Linked DNA regions of Homo sapiens: region 1 is linked to region 2. Evidence: chromatin contacts called from ENCODE Hi-C or POLR2A ChIA-PET data. All regions are on one chromosome and are shown on one strand. Each heading gives the region's core, a stretch centred on a gene start or an enhancer-like site at or near the end of the contact. The rest is flanking DNA. Distances are from core to core; before and after follow the strand shown.

Region 1 (3,354 bases), core at 374-2,873, 180 kb before region 2:
GTGCTGGGTGCTGAGCGTCGAACCCACCGGGCAGGGGCGGCCGCGGACCGAGGACGCTGGCTGGGTCTGAGGGCGGGAGGAGCTGGCGCTTTCTAAGAACCTCAAGGTGCCCAGCAGAGTGCGGTGGGCAGTGCGAGGCGACCAGGGCCAGGCTTGGACTGAGATTCTGGGCGCCTCGGAAGAGCTGTGCGGGCGAGGGTCGGAGACTTTGTGGGTGTTCATGCTCACCCTGGACGGTGGACCTGGGGGCTCGGGGGTGCAGGACGTTAGCAGAGAGAGGGAAGGAGAGGGTGCCAAGCCAGCCCTGAGAGATGGTGACGCTGAGACCGGGTGCACAGAGCAGCCGCCGAGCCGGGGCTTCACAGTTGGCGGCTGACCCCAGGGCCTGTGCTGGAGGCCCTGCTCCTGCTTCCTGCGGGGGTGCCCTGGGCCCTGCTGTGCCTGCTTCCTGACCTGCAGTGTGGGGAGAACCTTCTTGAGGGGCTTCCAAGGACCCACTTCAAGGAGGGGCTGGTACCAGGCTCTGTGGGGGAAGGGGTGCTGTCTTTGGGACCCTGAGCCCAAGGCCCACCATCACCCAAGGCTGAGTACCGGGACAAAGGAAGGTCCTAGCAGGGCTGGGACTCAGTCAGACAAGTACCTGTAGAAAGCCTGCTGCTGAGAGGGTGCTCAGCCAGGGCCGGGAGGCTGGATGGCAGCCCTCCACAATGAAGCCCTGCCCCCATGTGGCTGAGGGCAGGGCCAGGGTCCAAAGGAGACCCTTGTCTGATTCTGTGGGCAATACCAGCCACCGGTCACTGGGTCCCCAGTCCCAGGTCAACCTGGGGAGTGTCAGTTTGGTGACAACAGGAGATGCCATCTGCCCCTCATCTGCTCTGAGCCAGGAGCCTCGGCCACCTGTGTTTGCTCCTTATTTGGAAAAGGGGGCGCTGCCCTCCCACCCCAGCCTGAAGGGAAGGTCCACAAGATGCCATAGTCCCTTGTAACTGCTCACCCATCGGGGGAGCTATGTCTGGGAGAGGGACGGGGAGAGGGCGGAAGAGTTCTGCTGGAGCCCCATTGTTGACCGGGAGTTTCTGAAGGCCCTGTTCCCCGGGGTCAGAGGTCAAAGACACATGGGGGAGCAAACCGGCCCCTTGGCTCCTGAGTGTGAGCTCTAGTAGCGTCTGGAAGGCATGCCGCGCGGTCCCCGGTCCTCCTTGTATGTGTGCAGGGTGGCCCTGGCGGGGGTCTCCTGGCTGGAGGACCCCCCATGCATTACCCCTGGAACCTGCCCCTTTGAGCACCCCCCACCCCACAACACACACGCACACACACAAACGCACGCACACGCACATACTGCACACACATTGCACACACGCAGACACACTGCACACACACACACACACACACACACACACACACACACACACACGCTGCACAGAGGAAAGTGCCGTGCCTGGGTGGGTTGGGGCGGGCTCCAGAGGAAGGAGCCGCTTGACTCAGAGCTACAGGAAGAGCCGGGGCAGGCGGGGTGAGAACCACCAACTGCCCGTCCTCCCGCCCGCCTAGGGAAGGGGTGGGTGCCTGGGTGGGGTTTAGGGTTAGGAGAGGATGTGACTGCAAGGCCAGGAAGCTACAGGGAAAGTTCTGATCAAAATACACAAAGACACAAGCCAGGTCCCCACCGCGCTTGGCGATGCATCCATAGCAGCCTTGGTGCTGTGGACACTCCCTGGGGCCCAGCGAAGGGGAGAGTTTGCTCCCAAAGGCGCACCAATGACCAACATTTGCCCCCCGGAGGAAAGAACTGGAACCAGGTGACTGCCTTCCCCGCTGCTCTGAGTGAGCCTGTGTCAGGGCCTGGCTGAGAGGAGGCCCACGGCGCCCAAGACCCATATGCATGTGTGTGCATGTGTGTGTGAGACAGAGCGAGGGGCAGCAGGAGGCTGTGTCGCATCAGCGGCCAAGGGTGGGTGTCAGGTGCAGTGTGTGTGCTGTGGGGTGCCTGTGGTCCTAGGCTCTGTGACAAGCGTTGCAATGGGTGTTGTATATACTCAACAGTTGTGTGAGGGGTCTGCAGCCTAAGCTGTGTGCAGTGGTAATGGGAGGTGTGTGTGGTAGGAAGTGTGCTGTGTAGGAGGTGCAAGTGTGCACACGGGCTGAGACTGAAGCTCTGTGCAGGTGCACATGGGCCAGAGGGCTGTGTGTATGTGATGTGTGCAGGGGAGGAGGGGCAGAGGAGAGGGTGCAGGGGAAGTTAGGGAGGGGAGGGGGTACAAGGAAAGGTGTGCAGGGGAGAGGGTGCAGGGAAAGGTGGGGAGGGGAGAGGGTGCAGGGGAAGGTAGGCAGAGGAGAGGGTGCAGGGGAGAGGGTGCAGGGGAAGGTGTGCAGGGAAAGGTGGGGAGGGGAGAGGGTGCAGGGGAAGGTAGGCAGAGGAGAGGGTGCAGGGGAAGGTGTGCAGGGGAGAGGGTGCAGGGAAAGGTGGGGAGGGGAGAGGGTGCAGGGGAAGGTAGGCAGAGGAGAGGGTGCAGGGGAAGGTGTGCAGGGAAAGGTGGGGAGGGAGAGGGTGCAGGGGAAGGTAGGCAGAGGAGAGAGTGCAGGGGAAGGTGTGCAGGGGAGAGGGTGCAGGGAAAGGTGGGGAGGGGAGAGGGTGCAGGGGAAGGTAGGCAGACGAGAGTACAGGGAAAGGTAGGGAGGAGAGAAGGTGCAGGAGGAGGCAGGCAGAAGAGAGGGTGCAGGGGAAGGTGGGGAGGGGAGAGGGTGCAGGGGGAGGCAGGCAGAGGAGAGGGTTCAGGGGAGAGGGTGCAGGGGAAGGTGGGCAGGGGAAGGTGGGGAGTGGAGAGCGTGCAGGGGGAGGCAGGCAGAGGAGAGGGTGCAGGGGAAGGTGCGTAGGGGAGAGGGAGCAGGGGAGAGGGTGCGGGAAGAGGGTGCAGGGGAGGGTTTGCAGGGAGAGGGTGCAGGGGAGAGGGTGCAAGGAGAGGCAGGCAGCGGAGAGGGTGCAGAGGAGGGTTTGCAGGGGAGGGCACCTGCTTTCTTGCTGTGCTCGTATCCTGGCAGTCTGCCCTTGACTTCCAGAAGGCTCTGAGGCTGCTTTTGGAGGGAGGACTTTGAGGTCTGAGCTTGGGGCGGTCACGGAAGCACTGCAGGAGATGCCAGGGGTTCTGCTGGGCTGGCGGTGTGACCTCCCGGGCTTGCTGTGAGGGGTTGGTTTCCTGGGAAGTGTGTGCTTTAAGGACCCTCAGTGGGTGGTTCCCCTGGGTCAAGGACTTTCCTTGGAGTGTCCTCCACCGCAAAGGACTTCTTCAAGGACCCCCTGGCCATCCCCCATGGGTGTGTGCCTCATGCTGTATCGGTTCCCGAGGAAACTGCCAA
Region 2 (3,397 bases), core at 779-3,278:
TAAGACTCAGTTTTCCCAGGTATGAAATGGAGAACATTAATCTAGATTAACTCAAAGGGTTATTGTGAGGTTTCACTGGAAACGAGAACTTTGGAATCATACATATCTAACTTGAGATGCTGGCTCTTCTACCTATTAGCTGAGTATCTCAGGGAAGGCAATTAAAATGAGCTTCAGTTTCCTCCTCTGTGAAAAGGATGAATAAAGGATTAAATAAGCTAATATTTAAAACCTCAGGGACAGTGACATAGCGCTTCATCCAAAACCCAAAGGCTAATATTTAATAACGCAGATAAAATGCTTTGAAAATTACCAAGTGCTATCCAACACAAACCATTATTTGCCAAACATTAATTTGCTCTCAAAAACTGCTAATAGCAGAAGGCTGCTGAATGCTAAACATCATCAAAACATGTATGGAACATCTATGTGAAAGGTATTATATTAAATGCTAGGGTTAACAGGGAGGTTACTACAGGAGATGTATTTTCTATGGAATAGCTCCAGCCCAATGCCAGCAATTTATTCTACTCATATTAAAAGGAGGTTAGTGCTTAGCAAGAATTTAATTGCTCTGCAATTCATCCTGTTTCTAAACAAACCTAAACTTTAAGATCTTTCTAGGGGCAGAAAGCCCATGAGAAATACAATGGAAGGTAAAGACAATGGGACGGCGGAAGTGGTTGCACCCCGTGCAACCAGCTGCAGAATGAATAGGGAAAACAGCAAAGCTGTACTAGCCTCTGGTTTATCAACTCCAGACCATGAGAAAGATAACTGTAGATACAGTTACACTATGACAAGGCTAAGCACGAATCACCAACATGTTTCCCAAAGTGGGTGGTGGCCCTGAAAGTGTGTTTGCTTGTTAGATGGAATCAAGAGCTAAAATCAAAGGCTACTCCTGAACCGTTTTAGTAAGACCCGAGGTAGGAGTTCAGAAGCCTCAGTCTCAGTCCCCCGTTAAGGAAGCAGTGAATCTCAGACCGAAACATCCTGGCTACAGCTCTTGGCCCTCGTGGTCTGTCATCCCTCTTATTCCTCGACCCTGCCACTCAAGGTTCCTCAGCAAACCTTGCCGGCACAGCCGGTCGCTACACGTCCCCGTTTCCCCCCAACTTGGGTCTGGGCGCCCTCAGCCCATCAAGGGTCCGCTCCTCCGCCCGCCTGCCCCCTCCGTCTCCCTCTATCGCCGGGGCCCAGGGCCCGTCTGCTCGGCGCTCACTTCTTCGTGTAGAGCTCCTCCAGACGGTGCCACACAGCGGGCTGCCCGGGCCCGGAGTTCTGGCTCTGCTGTAGGAAGCCCGGTACGTCCTTCATGACAGCAGGAAGACCCCCGGCACAGAAGAACAACCGGGATGTCAGCACCGCGGGGATGGCTGCCGGAAATGCTCACTCACTTCCGGCGCCGAGCGGCGCGGGGCAGGCTGGGAGCGCCGTAGCAGGCCGGGGGCGGGCCCCGCTGGTTGCTCGGTTACAGCGCGTCTCTGCGCTCCGGACAAAACTCTCCGGCGTTTGCAGCCCACTTCCCGCGCACTTGGCTGTGCCATTGAGGCGTCAAAGAGTGTGGGCGCCTGTGGTCGAACCCGCTACGGACTAGCTTTGTGGTGTCAGCCTTTGTGACCCGGAATTGCTCCTGTCAAATGAGGATCTTCCCAGTAGTGTTTTGCGAGGATTAGGTGTAAATATAATGCCTGACCATAGTAAAAGCGCTCAGAAAGTATTAACTATCACCGCCATCCGGGTTGAAAAAGGTGTGAGCGCAGGGTACAGAAATGCTGGCTCCAGGTTTGACCTCCGGGGCGAGAGATGAGACACCAGACTAGGGAACTTCCTCTACTCGCCTCTACGTCTACCTGGGCGCGCCGGAGGCGTCGGCAAGGAGGCGGGGGCGGGGCGCGGAGGCGGGACCGGGGCGCCGGGGGCGGGGGCGGTAGGCGGAGGCGGGGCTGGGGCGCCGGGGGCGGGGGTGGGAGGCGGAGGCGGGGCCGGGGCGCCGGGGGCGGGGCGAGTCCGGAGGACTCCTTGGACTGCGCGGAACATGGCGTTCTGGGGTTGGCGCGCCGCGGCAGCCCTCCGGCTGTGGGGCCGGGTAGTTGAACGGGTCGAGGCCGGGGGAGGCGTGGGGCCGTTTCAGGCCTGCGGCTGTCGGCTGGTGCTTGGCGGCAGGGACGATGTGAGTGCGGGGCTGAGAGGCAGCCATGGGGCCCGCGGTGAGCCCTTGGACCCGGCGCGCCCCTTGCAGAGGCCTCCCAGACCCGAGGTGCCCAGGGCATTCCGGAGGCAGCCGAGGGCAGCAGCTCCCAGTTTCTTCTTTTCGAGGTATTTTGGGCAAGGACAAGCACTTCTTGCGTGTTCGTTGTCGACACCTCGCCCACTCTTTCTCACCTTGCCGTGTTTCCTTTGCGGCATGTCTGGGAGTTTACGTGCGTTCCAACACCGGGGCCTCCGTCTTTATGCTGATCTGTGGACGTCACTTATGGGGGTTTTGTCGTTTATTTCACCATTCCCTCATTGAAATACGTTCTAACCTTTAGTTATTGTGCATCATGCTGTGGTGAATAACCTTGTTGGCACCTCACTGTTTGCATAAATTCCTAGTACTGGGATTGCTAGGTCCAAAAGTATATGCATTTAACGCTTTAATGATCCCTCATAAATGTTGTGCGGTTAATACTCCCACTGGCATGTGATCGTACCCGTCTCCATAGTAATTGCATCTAAGAACTGAGGCTACATAGGAAAAAATCTTAAGGTCCATGGTTGTTAGGTATCAGATGCCCTATAATGGATGAATATTTAAGTAAATAATGGCACATTGACTTGCTGTCTGACACAACTGCTGAAAATGTTGGTGAAAAGTGAGTCTCGAAGTGGTAGCTCACACTTGTAATACCAGCACTTTCGGAGGCTGAGACGGGGATCGCTCGAGGCCAGGAGTTCAAGAGCAGCCTGGGCAACATAACGAGACCCCCATCTCTACCAAAAATTTAAAAATTAGCCGGGCATGGTGGCGCAAGCCTGTTGTCCCAGTTACTCCTGAGACTAAGGCAAGAGGATCCCTTGAGTCCAGGAGTTCAAGGCTGCAGTGAGCTATGATTGAGCCACTGCACTCCAGCCTGGGTGACAGAGCAAGACTCTTATCTACCTGTGGGAAAAAAAAAAGAAAAAAGTTTAATAGATCCTGAAGAGTTGGCCGGGCGCGGTAGCTCACGCCTGTAATCCCAGCACTTTGGGAGGATGAGACGGGTGGATAACGAGGTCAGGAGTTCGAGACCAGCTGGGCCAACATGGTGAAACCCCATTTCTACTGAAATTACAAAAATTAGCCGGGCGTGGTGGCGGGCGCCTGTAATCCTAGCTACTCAGGAGGCGGAGGCAGGAGAATCACTTGAAC

Evidence for each region. A loop is a pair of places that touch in the nucleus more often than their neighbours do. ChIA-PET counts read pairs that join two places held with the same protein, here RNA polymerase II (POLR2A). Pooled maps may share reads with other maps.
Region 1: a loop to region 2 is called in a map of naive thymus-derived CD4-positive, alpha-beta T cell, with 4 times the contacts of the local background. The contact joins the promoter of SIGIRR here to the promoter of SIRT3 in region 2. A Hi-C loop is called at or near these places in 6 of 168 maps with a recorded cell type or tissue (CD14-positive monocyte, CD4-positive, alpha-beta T cell, CD8-positive, alpha-beta T cell and 1 more), 14 of 37 single-sample maps with no recorded cell type and 14 of 50 pooled maps. POLR2A ChIA-PET finds 5 or more read pairs at or near these places in 16 of 52 experiments (CD4-positive, alpha-beta T cell, CD4-positive, alpha-beta memory T cell, CD8-positive, alpha-beta memory T cell and 12 more).

What each region holds. Positions count from the first base shown.
Region 1 is chr11:413,268-416,621 of GRCh38, reverse strand. It overlaps SIGIRR (single Ig and TIR domain containing), which reads left to right and starts at 1,623. Exons shown (of 10, transcript NM_001135054.2): 1 at 1,623-1,799. RefSeq lists a silencer at 1-10 and an enhancer at 531-1,150.
Region 2 is chr11:234,973-238,369 of GRCh38, reverse strand. It overlaps SIRT3 (sirtuin 3), which reads left to right and starts at 2,028. Exons shown (of 7, transcript NM_012239.6): 1 at 2,028-2,322. The coding sequence starts at 2,042. PSMD13 (proteasome 26S subunit, non-ATPase 13) reads right to left here and starts at 1,394. Exons shown (of 13, transcript NM_002817.4): 1 at 1,226-1,394. The coding sequence starts at 1,320. RefSeq lists enhancers at 1,143-1,382, 1,543-1,732 and a silencer at 1,883-1,962.